Regions from separate parts of the Homo sapiens genome. Here region 1 is linked to region 2. The links are chromatin contacts, found by Hi-C or POLR2A ChIA-PET in ENCODE. All regions are on one chromosome and are shown on one strand. The core of a region is the stretch at or near the end of the contact, and the rest is flanking DNA. Distances in the headings are between cores, read along the strand shown.

What was found. A loop is a pair of places that touch in the nucleus more often than their neighbours do. ChIA-PET counts read pairs that join two places held with the same protein, here RNA polymerase II (POLR2A). Pooled maps may share reads with other maps.
Region 1: a pooled map shows a loop between it and region 2 (2.2-fold over the local background). The contact joins the enhancer-like site here to the promoter of GDPD1 in region 2. A Hi-C loop is called at or near these places in 1 of 37 single-sample maps with no recorded cell type and 1 of 50 pooled maps. POLR2A ChIA-PET finds 5 or more read pairs at or near these places in 2 of 52 experiments (AG04450 and GM12878).

The regions. Positions count from the first base shown.
Region 1 is chr17:59,752,639-59,757,001 of GRCh38, reverse strand. The region is part of intron 5 of VMP1 (vacuole membrane protein 1); the gene reads right to left. Among named protein-coding and RNA genes, the nearest start is that of VMP1, 47 kb to the right of the region's middle. RefSeq lists enhancers at 1,907-2,749, 1,593-2,792. Within about 2 kb of position 2,326, at least 10 of the 41 ENCODE cell types and tissues checked have a DNase peak (open chromatin) inside an H3K27ac peak, as active enhancers do.
Region 2 is chr17:59,217,754-59,222,396 of GRCh38, reverse strand. GDPD1 (glycerophosphodiester phosphodiesterase domain containing 1) reads right to left here and starts at 1,886. Exons shown (of 10, transcript NM_182569.4): 1 at 1,646-1,886. The coding sequence starts at 1,787. RefSeq lists an enhancer at 1,310-1,860.

The DNA of each region.
Region 1 (4,363 bases), core at 1,077-3,576, 530 kb before region 2:
AGTTTTCTGGATTTATACTACAGCGGCTCATGATTTACTATAATTGTACCTTCTTCACACACTTTGTAGCATTTAAAGGACTGAAAAGGTTATACTCATGTCTATGTTTCATCAAGAAAAACAGTATACCATCCAAAAGACCAGAGACAGAATACTGTTGGGTTTACTTTAGGGTCCTGTCTTACAGAGATATCTTTTAAAAACGAAAGACCTAAAATGTTCATATTAATTATTAGCCTAATTCAGGCAAGTATACTTATCAACCGAGATGAAGACTACAACATCACATTAAGAGTGCAGAATGTGTGTTGTGTGTGTATGAGTATTTTTAAGGAAGGCAAGCAGACAAAACAGACAGACAGACATTCTTCCACTCTAGACGGCTCCCTCAGAACTGATAAAACATTCCTAAAGACTGGAGTTGTTTGGACAACATCTGTAATGTCAATTCATAGCCTAATCCATCATCTATACACAGAAGTCAAGTGAGATCCCAAAGGCAAAATTTCCAATTAGTTTTGTCTGGAAAGTTTAGGGCAAAGGTAATAAAATCAAGAATCCTGTGCTGATTCACTGGGAAAACATTTATTTGCCATACTTCTTCACTAAGGAACAAAAGCAGTCAGTGGTTAGTCTGGAATGTGATTCATTAGGAATATCTGGGTGATAAATAAACAAAAAAAGATGAAAAATGGTTGTTTGTATGACTTGCAAAACCTTTGTTTTCTTTCAGGGGACTTCAGAAACCCTTTTGCAAACACAGGAATTCTCTTCAGAATTTTTTTAATCATTGTTTTTCTCATTAGAGTCAGAAAACAAGGTTATGGTCTACAGCAAATAATTCTAGAAGGCTAGAGTGTAAAATATCGATTCCCAATGGGCACTGACAAGTTTAACCAGTGTTTATATTCTTTTTGTGAAGAAGGTCCCAAGTTATGCCTCTGGTCTCTACAAAATGCAGTACAGGCTGGGAACAGTGTCTCATGCTTGAAATCCTAACACTTTGAGAGGCCGAGGCAGCAGGATCACTTGAGCCCAGGAGTTCGAGACTAGCTCGGACAACACAGTGAGATTCCGTCTCTACTAAGAAAAAATATTAGCCCAGTGTGGTGGCATATGCCTGTAGTCCCAGCTACTTGGGAGGCTGAGATGGGAGGACCACTCGAGCCCAGGAGTTCAAGGTTGCAGTGAGCTATGATCATGCCACTGCACTCCAGCCTGAGCGACAGAGCAAGACCCTGTCTCAAAAAAAAAAAAAACCAAAAACCAAAACAAAAAACAAAGAAACAAACTGTCAAAAAGCAGTAACCGGGGCATGCATTAATGTGGATTTCAGTTTTCTAAATCTGTTGGTAAATTACTGTTGGTAACTTCTATCTCTTCCTTTGTTTAACAAAAAGCCTAATAATGCTTGTTACCTAGGTCACAGGGTAGAAATATGAGATTATACTATAAAAGTGCAAATATAAAATTGCTGGCCAAAACAAAAGAAATATGAACTCTATAGTATTAGTTCATGCTCCAAGTTATAAGGTACTGTCTTTGAAGCTATTTTTATTATATTGAATTAATCCATATTAAAAGGCATGTTTGGCCAGGTGTGGTGGCTCACGCCTGTAATCCCAGCAGTTTGGGAGGCTGAGGCGGGCAGATCACTTGAGGTCAGGAGTTCGAGACCAGCCTGGCCAACATTGTGAAACTCCTGTCTCTACTAAAAATACAAAAAATTAGCCGGGTGTGGTGGCGCATGCTTGTAGTCCCAACTATTCGGGAGGGTGAGGCAGGAGAATCGCTTGAACGTGGGAGATGGAGTTTGCCGTGAGCCAAGATCGCGCCATTGCACTCCAGCCTGGGAGACAGAGTGAGTCTCCGTCTAAAAAAAAAAGAAAAAGAAAAAGAAAAAGAAGGCATGTTTCACCTTTGTTCTCTAGACCCAAGCAACTTTTGATCATACAGTTGACTTAAGTATTCAAGAGAAATGAACTACATATTTATGAGAGCTGTTAAAAAAGGGCGGGGGGGGCTAGTATAAATTGTTTAAAATGTATGCTCAACAACAAATTTAAGCTAAACTAAATTTTCTTGGCTTTCATTTAAGCATACATTAATAAACTTAAGGGCAGGAAGTTACCCAGTCTGTGCATACCCCTTTTCCTTGGCAAAAACCCAGCCTGATGTCCTGAAGACCTTGGTTTCTTCTTTTGATGTGGTGATGCTCAGCAGAGTTAATATATGAGTCATTCCTTAGGGAAAGACAGGGAGAAGAGCTTTCATGCCTTCATCAAACAAAAGGCAAATAGATTTTTTTCTAAGAAGGGTCTGTTGGTCTTCCTGAAACAGCACTGAGTCACTGCATGCTTATAGCCATAGTTATAAGCATCTGGTATCAAGTCACACCACAGCCTTAACTTTTGGTAATTTCTTTTTTGTCTTAAAAGGAGGATAGACAAATGAGCAATAAAGCAATAGTCAGAAGTCAAGCTGAATTGATAGGGAAGAAGCTGGCTAACAATTTTTTAAAAAAAGAATGATTCCACTTTATGGTATTAACTACTACAATATTTCACTTACTGAAACTATTTCACTATTTTATTTCAACCCATATGAATGCAGTTTTCCAAATAATATTTACTTTTAGCAATAGCCAAGAGTCAAAAAGTATCAGAAATGTCTATACTAAGGAAAAAACAGCTTTTAAAAAGTGCAGAATACTATACAGTACTTCCTCCTTAGGGTGCCATATACAGAGGAGGTCATAAATATGAAAAAGCAATTAAGATGTCAGATTTTTTAAATGTATAATTTTTTTTGTTTTCTTTTTAGTCATCAATTGACCTGTACTTCAGGGTAAATGTACAATTTTTAACACATATTTTAATAATGAAATAATCCCAAACTTTAAAGCAGAAACAGGCTCTGAATCTTACACAGGGGCACGTATCTCACAATTTTCTTTGTATCTAATTTATAACAAAAAGTACTTTTTTTCTATAAAAATGGTCATATGAAACAAAATGGCTCACAGATATCATTCAAAGGATAACACCTTGATGTTACAGCTTCTAATAAAACCTGATCTATTCTACAATGTAACTGAATAGTTCCCAACTTTTCTACTTCCAAACTGCTTCTAGAAAGTAAAACTAACACTTTAAACATGAGAAAATCCAATGGTTAAAATATATGGCAAACAGAAAAATTGTAAAATATATTCAGCCTTCTACTTATAGCTAAATATTTGGGTATGTTTTTAAATTATAAAATGATTGTCGATCGTTTTTCTTCTCTTTACAGTTCTTTGTCTAGAAGCTGGGCTTAACTGAAAGGGATATGGGGCTTTGTGAAGTCTTTTGCCAGGAAACTGCTCCACCTAGTGTCAAAAATTGTACATACATCACATTATATAGGAGAGTAAATTGTAGCCCATGGACTCCTTTGCTATTAAGAACAGGCTTTATAAATCCTTAATGTTACATACAGTTTACAAATGGTTCTTTAATCATCTTTTTGTCTTGTAACTTGATGAATCATAATGTACATGCATATAAGGAGCATGTCCAGAATACATTTCTCATAATCAAGTACCAAAGTTCCTGTTTTTGTTAACCTGGTTAATTACAGAATTATGAATCATATTTCTATTAGTGGGAAATAATTACAAGGTGGCTAATGAAATAACCCCATCACTTCTCCTAATTGTGTACAACATCTAAACTTTTTTTTTTTTCTTGAGACAGGGTCTCATTCTGTCGCCCAGGCTAGAGTGCAGTGGCGCGATCATAACCTCCCTGGGCTCAAGTGATTTTCCAACCTTGGCCTCAACCTCCACCTGAGTAGCTGGGACTACAGGAGCATGCCACTACACCTGGCTAATTAAAAAATTTTTTTCGTAGAGACGGGGTCCCACTAGGTTGCCCAGGCTGGTATGGTCTTGAACTCCCGGCCTCAAGTGATCCTCCTGCCTTGGCCTCCCAAAGTGCTGGGAATACAGGTGCGAGCCACTGCACCTGGCCTAAGCTTTTTAGAAATAAATTTTATTGTGCATAATTGAGGCTTACAATATGTTGTTATAGTATACATACAGATAACAAAATGGTTATACTATAGTAAAGCAAATTAACATGTTTATCATCTTACATAGTTACTTTTTAAAAATAAGAACAGCTAAAAATCTACTTAACAAAAATCCCTAATCCATTGTAATTTTACAACAGTGGTACCTTAGATCTTTAGACCTGTTCATCCTACACATGACATCTAAACTTAATCCATAAGTTATTTATTCCTCAAAATGGTTGCAATCTTGTAAAATCTGGTATTTAAGAGGAATTGAACATACCAGTGGTTACATGAAACTGGAACC
Region 2 (4,643 bases), core at 637-3,136:
GTCTCTACTAAAAATAAAAAAAATTAACTGGGTGTGGTGGCGGGCGCCTGTAGTCCCAGCTACTCGGGAGGCTGAGGCAGGAGAATGGCGTGAACCCGGGAGGAGGAGCTTGCAGTGAGCCGAGATCGCGCCACTGCACTTCAGCCTGGGTGACAGACCGAGACTCCATCTCAAAACAAACAAACAAAAAAACAAACAAACAAAAACACAAAAAGAAAAAAGAAAATTGCTTCTGTGACAGCAACTTGAATACTAAAAGTCGGTCCCTGGTTCCAATGGTTGAAGGCACCTTAGTAGTTAAATGTCATCCTACAGTTTAACCAGGTAGCTATTAAAACAGATAACCCAAATAAACAATAACAAGGCATTTGGCTGACCACCCTTTAAAACCTCTGAGGCTTTTCATGAGTGGGAAGGCTAGAATACTATTGAAGTCACTCATTAGAACTATGCTTAACTAATAAAATTATATAGAAGAATGATAATGTACTTCCGTATTTATATTTCAAAACCTTTTTCCTTGGCCAATACTTGTTAGTAAAGTGATTATGGTACTACACCAAGTTTTAGACTGTAAACTCCTAGAAATTATCATTTCAAGTGTGTATTAAATTTCAAGCAAATTTTAAACCGGTTTAAGATTCAGCCTTAAAGAACAGTTAAAATTGATTGAAAATAATCCAATTTCACCGCACTTTATACATCATAGTTGAAATGCAATGAAGACACATTATTACACAATAATGAAGAAGCAAAGATTTGGCCTGTTATCTGGGAAATTAGAGGGTGGACTACCTGGGCTCCTTTTAGCAAAACACTTTTCCAAAAGAAACTTATTTTTGTTTTCTTTAAACAATACTGTCCTGTCCTAAACGAAATCATTTTTAGTCTGTTGAAAATCCACGTGTCTTTGCGTGTTTATTTATTTATTTATTTATTTATTTATTTATTGCAGTGTTCAAAAAAAAAAAAAAAAAGATGCAAGGTTTCCAGCCCTGAGGACCAGGACGCTGTAGCTCCTGTCTCAGTTCAGCCCTAGCTCTAATTGTGACCTTGGGAAATGTCCCTGGCTCGGGGGACTCGGTTTCCCTCTCTTCTCAATTATGAGTGCTCGGAACGTGGGGGTGGGACGGGCCCCCAGCACCGCAGACAAGGGGTTACAGCTCGTCCAGCTTCATGCAAATCCCCAGCCCTCCTCGTCGCCTCGGCTCTTCCCATCCACTCAGCCACTAGCTCGCTCGGAGCAGTGTGCTCCCGGTGCCCCCCGCGGGGTACCCTCGGTTCTGCACGGCGCTCCCCCTTTGTGTCTTGCTGCTAGGAAGGGACCTTGCGATCATCCTTCCATCCGCCGAGAAACGCTCCACCTACCCTTCATTCTCGACCGTGTCTTTCCCGTTTCAGAGAACCCCTCACACTGCTGCCCTCGAGAGACCCCCGCCGTGGCTCTGACCGGGAATCCCTCTCCTTCCCTCCCCTCAGGAGACCTTCCCTTCACACAGCCTTCACCTCCGGAAGAGCCCTCAATTCACACAACCCCATTCTTCCTCAAACTCTCAGGGATTGGCACCCGGCTGCCTTTTGCGGAGCCGCAAAGGACCCTCAGCCTCCCCCACCTCCGTCATCGGGTTCTGGGGACCCCTCTCACCTCCGCGGTGAGAGATGTGTTTACTGAGGAATCGCTGCTTCTTTCTCTGGTGCAGCAAGGTCGGGTATTTAAGCAACAAGAATGAGGTCACCAAGTATCCTCCTAGCGTAGAGAGAAGGTAAAAAGCCGCAGTGGACGACATCTCAGTCACCGTGTGGGAAGTCTCCCACCTCCGGGCCCTCTGAACTCCGCTGCGGCAGTAGCAACGACGGCGGCGGCGGCGGCTGCTCGAGGTCGGCTCGCCCCCAGCCGGTGCCACTGGTGCAGCGCACTTGTCGGTGCCGGCCTACTGCGCACGCGCAGCTGGACCCCAGCGCCCCAGCAACAAAGAGGCTCCGACGCGCAGGCGCTCTCCGGCTCCCGTGTAGGAACCTGCAGAGATCCTGGACTGAGCGTTTGTCACCTAGCTCTGTGGACGGACCCTCATGAAGAGAAAGCTTGCAAACCTGCCAGTGTGTTGGCCATCACTCAAGCAGAAAAGACTATTCACGGGCAGCCTTTCCTAATTGGAAAATCCACATCAAAAAGGAAAGATTCCAGGGCGCGTCTTATCCCTTGCTCTAGAAAATGCAAATAATTTGTACCTATGGAGGCGATAAAGCTTGCTAAAACACTAAATAAACTCCTCCGTTTATCTAGCCTAGAGAGAATTTCCCCTATGGTCGCATATACTAGAAAAGGTACTGGTTTATCAGTCAAATATCTGAGAGATCGGCCCCTGTCCTCCCTCATTTCATTGTGAAAGTGCAATCCTCATTCTTTGTACACAATAGGCACTGTAGAAGTATTTGTTGACTTACAAGTCCGTATAAAATAAGGAAACTTTGTTAAGGTTATAAGGTATTACCTAAAAGTCCTAGAAAGACAGATAACTAAGTTCCAGAAGGCCCTACTAGTTTTCCTTTTACCCGACAAATTACAAACTGCTAACACACGAAAAGCCACACACTTCAATGCAAAAGAAATAAATCACCCAGGACTGAGGGAGAAATTTTACGGAGAAGACCATATCTCCCACAGGACTAGAAAAGCAGAGTGAATATTTAAAATCCTGATTCAGCCGGGCGCGGTGGCCCACGCCTGTAATCCCAGCACTTAGGGAGGCCGGGAAGGAAGGGTGGATCGCTTGAGCCCGGGAGTTCGAGACCAGCCTGGGCAACATGGCGAAACCCCATCTCTACAAAAAATAAAACAAAATAAGCCCGGCGTGGTGGCGTGCACCTGTAGTCACGCTACTTGGGAGGCTGAAGTGGGAGTATTGCTTGAGCCTGGAAAATCGAGGCTGCAGTGAGCTATGACTGCACCACTGCACCCCAGCCTGGGCGACAGAGCAAGACCCTATCTCAACTATAAAAAGAAAATTAGAAGAAAATAGGGGGTGGCTGGGCACGGTGGCTCAAGCCTGTAATCCCAGCACTTTGGGAGGCTGAGGCGGGCAGATCATTTGAAGTCAGGAGCCTGGCCAACATGGCGAAATTCCATCTCTACTAAAAATACAAAAATTTGCCAGGGGTGGTGGCGTGTGCCTGTGATCCCAGCTACTCAGGAGGCCGAGGCAGGAGAATCTCTTGGACCCGGGAGGCAGAGGTTGCAATGAGCCGAGAAGGCGCCACTGCACTCCAGCCTGGGTGACAGAGCGAGACTCCGTCTCAAAAAAAAAAAAAAAAAAAAAAAAAAAAAAAAAAAAAAAAATTCCTTTAGTCGAGGTTGAAGTGAGCCTTGATGGTGCCACTGCACTCCAGCCTGGGCAACAGAGCAACATTCTGAGGAAACTTACAGGTTAAAAAATCATGTGTTCTGTTTAGGGCTGTTAAACTATTTCCTGTAGATCAACTGACGCACATAGTTCTATTTTTCAAAATATCACCTGATGACTATGGAAGCGTCTAGAATAAACCACTGTGGCATAAAAATTATTTTGAGGCTGGGCATGGTGGCTCACGCCTGTAATCCCAGCACTTTGGGAGGCTGAGACAGGCAGATCACCTGAGGTCGGGAGTTCGAGACTAGCCTGGCCATCATGGTGAAACCCCGTATCTACTAAAAATACAAAAATAAGCCAGGCATAGTGGTGCATGCCTGTAGTCCCAGCTACTAGGGAGGCTGAGGCAGGAGAATGGCTTGAACCTGGGAGGCGGAGCTTGCAGTGAGCCAAGATCATGCCACGGCACCCCAGCCTGGGCGACAGAGCAAGACTCTGTCTCTTAAAAAATATATATATATTGAGCTGAAGGCATTTAAGTTCCTGGAATCCCTTATCAACCTAAAATCAAAGGCTCCCAGAAGAACTTAACTGTCATAAATCTCCTCCCTGGGAACAATTCTAATCCTGTCAGAGATGAGAGACATTGTCACAAAAGTATGACATCTCATGGGTATTCTCCTAAGGACACATTTATGTTTCCAAAAAATCATTTCTTTTTCCAAAAAGTGCTTTCTCCCCAGCTTCTAAGAAGTCATTTGTTCTTCTGGAAGTACCCCCTACCCCTTCCCACCCGTAAATTTTAGATTATATATAAACCTCAAATTCTAACCGCTTTTTTTTTTTTTTTAGACAGAGTCTCACTCTGTGGTCCAGGCTGGAGTTCAGCAGTGCCATCTCGGCTCACTGCATCCTCTGCCTCCCCGGGGGTTCAAGTGATTCTCCTGCCTCAGCCTCCTGAGTAGCTGGGGCTACAGATGCGCACCACCGCGCCTGGCTAATATTGTGTGTGTGTATATTTTTCTTTTCTTTTCTTTTCTTTTTGAAAAGGAGTTTCGCTCTTGTTGTCTAGGCTGGAGTGCAATGGCACGATTTCAGCTCACCACAACCTCTGCCTCCCGGGTTCCAGCGATTCTTCTGCCTCAGCCTCCCGAGTAGCTGGGATTACAGGCATGCATCACCTGGCCCGGCTAATAGTAGAGACAGGGTTTCGCCATGTTGGTCAGGCTGGTCTCGAACTCCCGACCTCAGATGATCCACCTGCCTCGGCCTCCCAAAGTGCTGGGATTACAGGCA